2 separate regions of the Homo sapiens genome follow, and region 2 is linked to region 1. A link is a loop called in an ENCODE intact Hi-C map of the cell type or tissue named here. Cell type or tissue: mammary epithelial cell. All regions are shown on one strand. Each heading gives the region's core, and the rest is flanking DNA. Links, peaks and the distances in the headings are about the cores only.

Evidence for each region. Peaks named below come from ENCODE experiments on the same cell type or tissue, not always from the same donor. Only the 100,000 strongest peaks of a DNase experiment are listed, where the experiment ranks them.
Region 2: a loop joins it to region 1, with 3 times the contacts of the local background. A loop is called at or near these places in 2 of 110 quality-filtered maps.

What each region holds. Positions count from the first base shown.
Region 1 is chr2:166,417,351-166,422,748 of GRCh38, reverse strand. It overlaps SCN7A (sodium voltage-gated channel alpha subunit 7), which reads left to right. Exons shown (of 26, transcript NM_002976.4): 20 at 1,452-1,559. Among named protein-coding and RNA genes, the nearest start is that of SCN9A, 44 kb to the right of the region's middle. In mammary epithelial cell, for the core only: CTCF peaks have their summits at 2,986 (motif pointing right) and 4,875; no DNase peak of the experiment used is centred there.
Region 2 is chr2:166,312,214-166,317,611 of GRCh38, reverse strand. The region is part of intron 1 of SCN9A (sodium voltage-gated channel alpha subunit 9); the gene reads left to right. Among named protein-coding and RNA genes, the nearest start is that of SCN9A, 61 kb to the left of the region's middle. In mammary epithelial cell, for the core only: no CTCF peak of the experiment used is centred there; a DNase peak (open chromatin) is centred at 2,991; H3K27ac peaks cover 530 bases.

The DNA.
Region 1 (5,398 bases), core at 87-5,086:
CTTCTCTTGAAACCTTATGTTAAACACCCATCTCATTCAGGGTAAAATCAACAATCTTTGCAATCAATGCTCTACAAGTATCTGTGTAATCCAACATATTCCCTGCTATGCTTCCTTCCCCCTGTCCAGGTCTATTTACTGATCCACCAGCACCAGCCTTCATGGAGCACTTCAAATATGCCAAGATTATTTTCATCTTAGTGCCTGTGCACTTATTTTTCCTTCCAGCTGGAACCTTGGCTGGCATTGATGCCTTAGCCAAAATGAAACCTTTGAAGGTCTTTCCTTACAACACTATTTAAACTGCAGCCACTCCAATACTCCCTTTCTCTTTGTCTGCTTTCTTCATCTCCATACCCCTTATTAATATTGTACCATTTGTTCATTTATTTTGTTATTGTCTGTTTTCTCCCACTAAGGTTTAAGTTCCATTAGGGTAGAATTTTTTCTTGGTTTTCTTCCCTCCTTTAAGTCATGTGCCTAGAACAATTTCTGTCATATTAGAAGGTTCTCAGTATTTTTGTTGAATGAATGAATGGCTCTCTATTCTATAAACAATGATAGAAGCTCCCCAATCTACAATTAATGATTTAAAATAGCTGACCTCTCTTTCCTAAGTTCACTCTTTCAAATTAGCCTTCAGCTCTAGCCAAATCATACTATGCCTGCAACTCGCCTTCCTGTTTCCTAGTCACTGTTCTGTGTCTAGATTCCTTCATGCTTATGAAAATAATACCCAAACTTCAAAGCCTACTTCAAGGCTGTCTCTTTAGTAAAGGGTAAAAAGAAGAAATTTTTCATAATGTTGATTTGAAAATGTAGAAAAATCTGGATATAATAAAAGTTAATATTAGCTTTACCACCTTAGTATTTATGAACATTTATTAACCTTTAATATATTTACTTTTAAAGATTACCTTAGTATCTGGTTATACTTTTTTGTAATGTGTGTACTTTTGACTTAACAATATTCATATCTTCCTTGATGCCTATCCTCTGAAAGCCTATCATGTATATTGTCTTAACCATATTTGTATATGAATGCATGTGTAACTATATTTCTTATTTTGTTTTAATGAATATACTGCATATGATTACTGTATTACAAGTAATTATGAAACTGATTCTTAATCTAATTTCAAACAAAAAAGATATGTCATTGATCATAAAGAGTATAAAATATACAACTTTTATTTATCTCACTAAAATATGTTCCTTATTACCAGAAAACAGTTTAGTTTTATCTTTTTAAAGTGATTTTAACACTCAATAATTTTCTTATAACTTTCTGTGATTATTAATGTATTTTGAAGTATATGTAAAAATAATTCACGAATTTACTGGTAAGCTTTTATTGTATATATCTGTTGTAATAAATGCAAAGTTTATTTTACATGTTATTTTGATTAATATGGAATCCTATTCACTCTTTTTTTAAAAAAAATATATAGGTGTTTTGTCTTAGCTTAATAGGCAAAACTCGGGAAGAACTAAAACCTCTTATTTCCATGAAATTCCTTCGGCCCCTCAGAGTTCTATCTCAATTTGAAAGAATGAAGGTAAGAGATAAGTTTCTAAGCTAATCTACAAATTTTTATTTGGAATTACTAAATTTGCACAAATTGGGAAGCTTTGTTTTCTTCTCGTTTGTACCTTTAACAGTATTAATACAACAAAAACTTTACGTTTCATTGCTTAGAAATAGAGAGGAATAGGTATGTTTATTAAGATTCTAGGTTCTTATTCCTCATAAAGTATAAAAACCAATACAGACAAGTAAAAGAAACTAGTATTTGAGAGAGAAAATATAGTTTTAAAAATATATTTCTACCCCATATACATATGCATATTACCAAAATTGTCTCCATTTTAAAAATACGGTTGTCAGAAAATGAAACTTGGATCAGTTAACAAACTTTAAAATTATACAAACATTGTATACCCTAAGTGGTTACTCACTGAATGAAAGAAAAGTTTGAATTTTAAGATAAATTTACTTTTTTAATGTCACAATCACAAGTGATGATTTCTTACCTCTCCTGTCTTCATCACTCACATGTTAAAACCTCTTCTGAACAATGTAAAGAAAATTAATAGATTGAATATTATAAAATGGCCAATGTCTGAAAAATGTAAAGAAAATAGATTGAATATTATAAAAGGCCGGTGTTCAATCTTTTGTACCTGAAATGGAAATCCCATAATGCTCGACCTAATAGAAAAAAATGGAGTCTGTGACCACCACAAGTAGTATAAGTATGTAGCTATACAGTGACCCATTGTATACAGAAATGGGAGAATACGTTCAAATGTACCTTTTATTTTATAATACATTTATGTGTTTTTGCATTTTTATTTACATAGATTTTTTTCATATCAGTCTGCCACTTTAATTACTACGTAATATCACATATTCATTGCTATGGTAGAATCCAGTGAGAAAATTATTAACGTTTAACCTTTATCCCTATAGTTTATTGTATTATGTGTTACATTTAAACTGTTATTAATTAAGAAACCATAACACTTAAACTCCTTCCACTTGGTGAAATGTGGATGTTTATTTTTCTCTATAAATACAAACAGAAATATAAATGATTTTAAATATGTATTTTATTTAAAAAAATAATTTCAGAAATTTTAATAATTTCACTTTTATGATTGTGTAAAGTACTTAAGTACATTAGTTATATTTGTATATGTATACTTAGCCCGTGATTCATTATAATATTCTTGTAATTCATACAAATGTATCGTTGACTCATTATAATAGTACTTAGGCCTGATCTATCTGTTTCTTAAATACATTTGATTTATTTGTGTTGGGAAATTAATATTTTGATTATGTAGTAAATACATAAAATTCCAAATGTGGCAAAATTCCAATTATACACCTCAAAAACAAAAAATCTAAAATAGTAATTGTAACATATAATAAGAAACAGACTTCATTTAACCATATCATGAAGATCCACAAGGTGGTGATATTGCCCAGTGCTTTTAAACCAAAATAAGGTGGCAAATAAGCTGAAAATAAGGTGGTTGAATGGTTTGATAAGATTGAAGTTAAAATGACAAAACAGCCTAGGCACGGTGGCTTACACCTCTAATCCTAGCAATTTGGGAGACCGAGGCCAGCAGATTGCTTGAGCTCAGGAGTTTGAGACGAGCCCGGGTAACACAGTAAGACCCTGTCTCTACAAAAAATACAAAAATTAGCCAGGTGTGGTGTGTGCAAGTGTAGTCCCAGCTACTTGAGATGCTGAGGTGAGATGAGGTGAGAGGATCACCTAAGGCTGGGAGGTCGAGGCTGCAGTGAGCCGAGATTGCTCCACTGCACTCCAGACTGGGTGACAGAGTGAGACTGTCTCAAAAAAAAAAAAAAAAGACAGCCACATTTCCAGTATAAATACAGTTTAGTGATAGGAAAACATTATAGAATATTCTGACATGTAAACTACAGAGGGCCTATTTACTCAAAATACACATGCACACACACACACACCCCCCTAAGTAAATATGTAACTAAAATAAACTCTTTTTTATTTTCAAAAAACGGGATAATACCAGTTCTTTTTCCTAATAAGTTTAGACATATAGGGAGGAAAAAAAAGTAACAAAATCAGCAAGTTGTCTGCCCCAATTTAGAGAAAAGGAGGAAGAGATTTGCCAGGGAAACTGACTCTGTCAGAAATTAGGCCCTGTACCATTTAATGCTGTACATTCATTAGAATGGCAATGAAACAATGGCTGTGGACAATTCAAGGTCAGGAAAATAGTAGCCATGCTTAGGTCAAAGTCAGGTTCAGACCTGAAGCCTCATCTCCACCTCTGGAAGTTCTGTAAATTATCTCTGAAGATATATCATTGAGTATATTAGGAAGTTACATGCTTACAAAATTAATGATTTATGTATTTAATAAGTTTAAGGTCTTAGGTGCTGTCTACTTTTCAAATATATGTGTCAACTATATCCACTCTTTTTATTCTTTATATGTAGATTTTCTAAAAGACATGGCATTTTTCTTCAGCAGAACAATTAATGGACCTTTCAAAATATTTAAAAGTATTAACAAAAGATCTGTGATCTAGTTTTAGAAATAAAAGTGTTACTGAAATCATAGTTAAAAGCCTAAATATTAATTCAAAGACAGGCAACTATGGAACATAAGGAAGAGTATGCAGGCAAAAGGATTAGTATCTAGTAATGGCTGAAGGAAGGGAAGGTTAGAATGGTAGAAAACAGAATCAGTGGTGCCTCAGGAAGAAAGTGAAAGAAGGTCAGGAGAGGGAAATCAAAAGTATAAAATTAAGAGAGGCCAGGCACAGTGATTCACGCCTATAATCCCATCACTTTGGGAGGCCGAGGTGGGTGGATCACCTGAGGTCAGGAGTTCAAGACCAACCTGACCAACATGGTGAAACCCCGTCTCTACTAAAAAAAAAAAAAAAAAAAAAAAAAAAGCCTGGCGGGGTGGCGTGTGCCTGTAATGTCAGCTACTCCAGAAGCTGAGGCAGGAGAATCGCTTGAACCCCAGAGGCAGAGATTGCAGTGAGCCAAGATCGGGCCATTGCACACAAGAGCAAAACTTGGTCTCAATAAAATAAATAAATAAAATAAAATAAATAAAAAAATAAAAAAGCTAAGAGAAAAATAAGTAGTGGAAATAGTAAAACTATTATATTATTATATTAGATATAGCAACTGATTTGCATTTGCCGTAGCAGCTTCAGTGGAGTAATAAGAATACAATTCTGATTTGAATTTTAAAGAGTGAAGTCAGTTGAGGAAATAATGACAGTGATTATAGATTATTGCTGGTATTCAAGTTTAGGTGGCAGATTCATCTCCCAAGCTTCATACTCTGGAGTGACTCACCAGTGACACCAAATGGTTCAGTGAGGATTGAATCTTTGTGACGTACAGCAACCCATTTAATTTCCTGAAGCAATCTCTTCTCTTGGCTTCATTGACAGTACAAACTATTGGTCTTCTGATTCCCCTAACTACTCTTTCACATATTATATTTCACTTAAAATATATAATATATATATTTTAAAATAATCTCATACATACACATGGGTTCAGTTATCTTGAATGATCATTTCTGGCATGATACAGGACATCAATAAGCATATATATATATATATATTAAGCCAGCAAAATAATTATTTATTCTAGTATTTGTACTAATTAGCTCTGTTGCCATTTAATGATTTTTTAGTACAAACATTTTAAGAATATCTAGAGTTGAATGTATTTTCTTTTTTGTGGGGGGATGGAGTCTGGGTCTGTTGCCCATGCTGGAGTTCAGTGGCAGTATCTCTGCTCACTGCAAGCTCTGCCTCCTGGCTTCAAGCGATTCTCCTGCCTCAGCCTCCCGAGTAGTTGGGACTA
Region 2 (5,398 bases), core at 315-5,314, 110 kb after region 1:
ATCTATATATATGTGTGTGTCTGCATACATAGAAAATAAGAAAGAGTTCAGAATAAATATTTCCATATTGATTTTAACTATAGGAAATCTTAGATACAAGAATAACACATTCATTTTTTAATTTTAGTAGTTGCCTAAGTATTCTCTAATATGAGATTAATGGTGAGTGGGTAAGATAGTAATGAGAAAACAAAAGTACTGCCTTTATATGCAACATTGGGATTTCATTCTAAAGAAGATACAATCATAGTAATGTTAATAAAAGTGGAAATGTAGCAATATATTTTTCAAAATTGTAAATTAAACATGACAAGAATAAATATTGATTGATTTCATTGACTATATAAAATTAGGTCAAATAATTTTAAATGATTTTTTTCAAAGTATATTTTCTTTCTTCTGGATAGAAAAACATGACATTTTCGTTGTACAAATTTGAAAAGTAAAGTATAAAGACATAAAAATAATCCATAATCTCTTAACTAGGGCTAAACTTTGTTAAATGCATTGTGTATTTAAATTAAATATCATTTTAAAAATTATTATTAATTTACATCTATCTGTGTGTATAACCTGGATTCCACTTATTATGCATTATATTTTTATAATTCATTTAATTCATTAAATAGTCTTTGAACGCTCTCTTTCAAAGCTGCTCATTATTTCATTATACATTCATTACTTCATTTAGTGTAACCCTTACTGTTAGGATTTTGGATTGATTATAATTTTTCAATATTATAAAAATATTGTAGTAAATATATTTATACATGTTAGAGGACACCTGAGATTACTGTCTTTGAATAAATTCCTAGAAGGAAAATTATTTGGCAATATAAACGAATTCACGTGTTTAAGGCTTTTGATAGATATTACAAAATTACCCTCAAAAAGTTTGTACACTTTATTTATTTATTTGAGACGGAGTCTCGCTCTATTGCCCAGGCTGGAGTGCAGTGGCACGATCTTGGCTCACTGCAAGCTCCGCCTCCTGGGTTCACGCCATTCTCTGCCTCAGCCTCCCGAGCAGCTGGGACTATAGGCGCCTGCCAACATGCCTGGCTAATTTTTTTGTACTTTTAGTAGAGACAGGGTTTCACAGTGTTCGCCAGGTTGGTCTCGATCTCCTGACCTCATGATCTGCCTGCCTGGGCCTCCCAAAGTTCTGGGATTATAGGCGTGAGCCACCGCACCCAGACAGTACACATTATTTATTACTTTCATCCAGACAGGCAACACTGATTTCCCCTATAACCTCTCTAATATCACTATTACTTTTGTTAAAATCTTTGCTAATGATTAATAGGCCAAATTTGGTTCCCCATGTTTATTTTAATATTTGTTTCTTTGATTACTAGTGAGGTTTGACATGGTTACAAGTGTTTATTAACCATTTGTATTTTTAGATAATTATGTTTTTTACTAAATTTTATGAGATATATTAATATCTTTATTCATTAAAGGAAAAGCACTTCATCTGTCATTTGTATTGTACTTTTTTTATTTTGTGGATGCCTTCCACTTTTAAAAACCTTCATTGTTATGAGATTAAATCTAGCATTCTTTATCTTTTTCGATTTTGCCTTTGGTGTAATGCTTTACAAGTCCTCTCTACTCTCACATTAAATAAGTATTCATTTTCACTTTTATTAGAATGTTTGAGCTTTATTTTTCCATTTAAATATTTACTCCACCAGAAATCTCAAATCTTAAACTAAATGCCTGACTAATGAAAACTCCTGTGGCCTGTTTATCCAGAAGACTAAGGGAAGAGGAAAGAAGTTGTAGTCACACATAGGTCCTGCCCCATCATTGCATCTTCTTTGTGTGTGTTGGTGAAGTGTGAGGCTCCATTTTTACTTATGTTGCCCTCTGTAACCCTGTCAGCCTATCATCTTGCCACCCCACTGGCCTGGTACAATAACTTCCAAGCAAACTCAGATGCCAACTAAAGCTGCTCTTCTTCAAAGCTATAAAATTAGTAAAATGAAAGGAAGTTTCACCTCTCCAAACTAGAGGATGATGATGAAATCTGATCAAGGTCTCTTCAACTTCCATTTCACAGATCATGATGTTAAGCAGGTGCTTAGTGTCTTCCTTTAATTTAGCTTGATCAGGGAAATATTGCCCATGCATGGTACCACTAGCATTGACCACCCTTTGCCTCTGCTTTTTTCATATACTTTAGTCATTCTGGAGCTGTGTTGAGCATGTGCATGGGGGTTGGGGGAGACAGAGACAGAGGAGAATAGGAATATTGGAAGAATCAAACTGGTAATGGACATCTGAGTTCACAACATCTTTGTACCTAGATTTCTGTCAAATAATTCTTGAAAGAGATGGTACCCTCCAGTTGAATGTAGAATCTACAAAAACACCAGTTATTCAAGCCAACTTTTCTTCAAGAGCCACAGTATGTCTACACTGAAAGTCTAGTGAGGCAAGTTATCCCGTCTTCTCACCTTTATGATTTCCAAAAGTGTTGAGGAATCTCCAAAGCACAAGTGGCAACTGCTTTGATTTGATTCATTGATTTGTTTCCTTTTTACTAAATCTCTTCCTATTCTGAGGACAATTTTCACATATTTTAGGATTCAAAATTCTTAATGCATATTCATAGTAGTTTTATTAAGATATAATTTACACACCATAAAAAATCACCATTTTAAAGTGTATCACTCAGTGGTTTTTAGTATGTTCACAAAGGTATGCAACAATCATCATTATGTAGTTTTAGAATATTTTTATCACCCCAAAAGAAGCCCCATACTCTTTAACCATTAACCACATAACCATCAATAATCACTTCCTATTACACCCAGCCTCTGACAAAAAATACTCTACATTTTGTTTCTGGGGATTTGCCTATTCTGGACATTTCATAAGATGGAATCATATCGTATGTGGCCTTTTGGCTCTGTGTTCTTTCACGGGGTTTTCATCACATCCATGTTGTAACATGTACCTATACTTCATTTGTTTTTATTGCTAAATACTAATTCAGTGTTTGAATATCCCACATTCCTTTATCCATTTATTCATTGGTGAGTAATGAGGTTGTGTTTACTTTTTGGCTAGTATGAATAATGCTGCTGAACATTCATGTAAACGTTCTTGTGTGGACATATGTTTTAAATTCCCTTGAGTCTGTACCAAGTAGTGGAATTGCCGAGTCATAACTTACTCTTTACCTTTCAGAATCATCCTACTTTTGAATGTGTATATGAAATATCCCTTATTTTTCACTACATTCTTTAAAAACCTTTATCCTAACTTTGGTTTCCATCAAAATACAGGCATACTTCATTTTATGGGGCTTTACTTTATTGCACTTCAAGATACTGCATTCTTTACAAGTTGAAGGTTTGTGGCAACCCTGCATTAAGCAAGTCTGTCAGCGTAATTTTTTCAACAGCATGTGCTCACTTCATGCATCTGTGTCACACTTTGGCAATTCTCACAATATTTCAACTTTGTAATTGCCATTATTTAATTATTACTGTATGTGTTATGGTGATCTATGATCAGTGATCTTTGTTGTTACTGTGGTAATTGTTTTGGGGTGCTATGAACCACATCCACATAAGACAGCAAACAATCATTAAATGTGACGTGTTCTGTTTCAGCATCCCTATCTCTCTCCCTTTCCTCAGGCTTCCCTGTTCCCTGACACACAACGATGTTAAAATTAGGCCAATTAGTAACCCATTCCCACCCCTAATGTTCAAGTAAAGGAAGAATTGCGCATTTCTCACTTTAAATCAGAAGCTAGAAATGATTAAGCTTAGTGAGGAAGGCATGTTGAAAGCCAAGATAGGCCAAAATCTAGGCCTCTTGCACTAAGTACTTAGCCAAGTTGTGAATGCAAAGGAAACATTCTTGAAGGAAATCAAATGTGCTACTCCAGTGAACACATGAATGATAAGAAAACAAAACAGCCTTATTGCAAATATAGAGAAAGTTTTAGTGATCTAGATAGAAGATCAACCAGCCACAACATTTCCTTAAGCCAAAGCCTAATCCACAGCAAGGCCATAACTCCAATTGTATGAAGGCTGAGAGGTGAAGAAGCTGGAAAAAAAAGGTTTGAAGCTGGCAGACGGTACCCCATGAGATTGAAGGAAAGAAGTCACTGCCATAACATAAAAATGCAAGGTGAAACAGCAAGTGCCAATGGAGAAGATGCAGCAAGTTATTCAGAAGATCTAGCTAAGATCATTGATAAGAGTGGTTACATTAAACAACAGATTTGCAATGAAGGTCTAACAGCCTTCTACTAGAAGAATATATTATAGCTAGAAAGGAGAAGTCAATGTCTGGCTTCAAAGCTTCAACGAACAGGCTGACTCTCTTGTTAGGGGATAATGCAGCTGGTGACTTTAAATTGAAGCAAATGCTAATTTATCGTTCAGAAAATCTTAGAATTATATTATTTAATTATTCAGAATATTAATAATTATTTACTATTCAGAAAATTACATAATAATTATATTATTTACTATTCAGAAAATTACATAATAATTATATTATTTACTATTCAGAAAATTAAATAATTATATTCTTTACTATTCAGAAAATTAAATAATAACTATATTATTTAATTATTCAGAAAATTAAATAATAATTATATTATTTAATCATTCAGAAAATCTCTTAAGAATTATACTAAATCTACTCTGCCTGTGCTCTATAAATAGAACAACAAAGCCTGGATGACAGCACGTCTGTTTACAGCATGGTTCACTAAATATTTTAGGCCCAGTGTTGATACTTATAGCTCAGGAAAAAAAAAAAAGATTTCTTTCAAAATATCACTGCCTATTGACAATGTGCCTGGTCACTCAAGAGCTCTAACGGAGAGGTACAAGGGCATTAATGTTATTTTCATGCCTGCTAACGCTATCCATTCTGTAGCCTATGGGCCAAAGAGTAATTTCAACTTTTAAGTCTTATTTTTTAATAAATACATTTTATAAGACTATAGCTGCCATAGATAGTGATTCCTCTGATGGGTCTGGGAAAAGTAAATTGAAAATCTTCTGGAAAGGATTCACCATTCTAGATGTTATTAGAACATTAATGATTTGTGGGAGGAGGGCAATATACAAACATTAATAGGAAATTGGAATGAGTTGATTCCAACTCTCATGGATGACTATGAGAGGTTTAAGACTTCAGTGATGGAAAGAACTGCAGATGTGGTGGAAATAGCAAGAGAATTAGAATTAAGAGATGGAGCCTAAAATTGTGACTGAATTGCTGCCATCTCGCGGTAACTTGAATGGATGAGGAGTTGCTTCTGATTGATAAGCAAAGAAAGTGGTTTCGTGAGATGGAATCTTCTCCTGGTCAAGATGTTATGAACATTGTTGAAGTGACAGCAGAGGATTTAGAATAT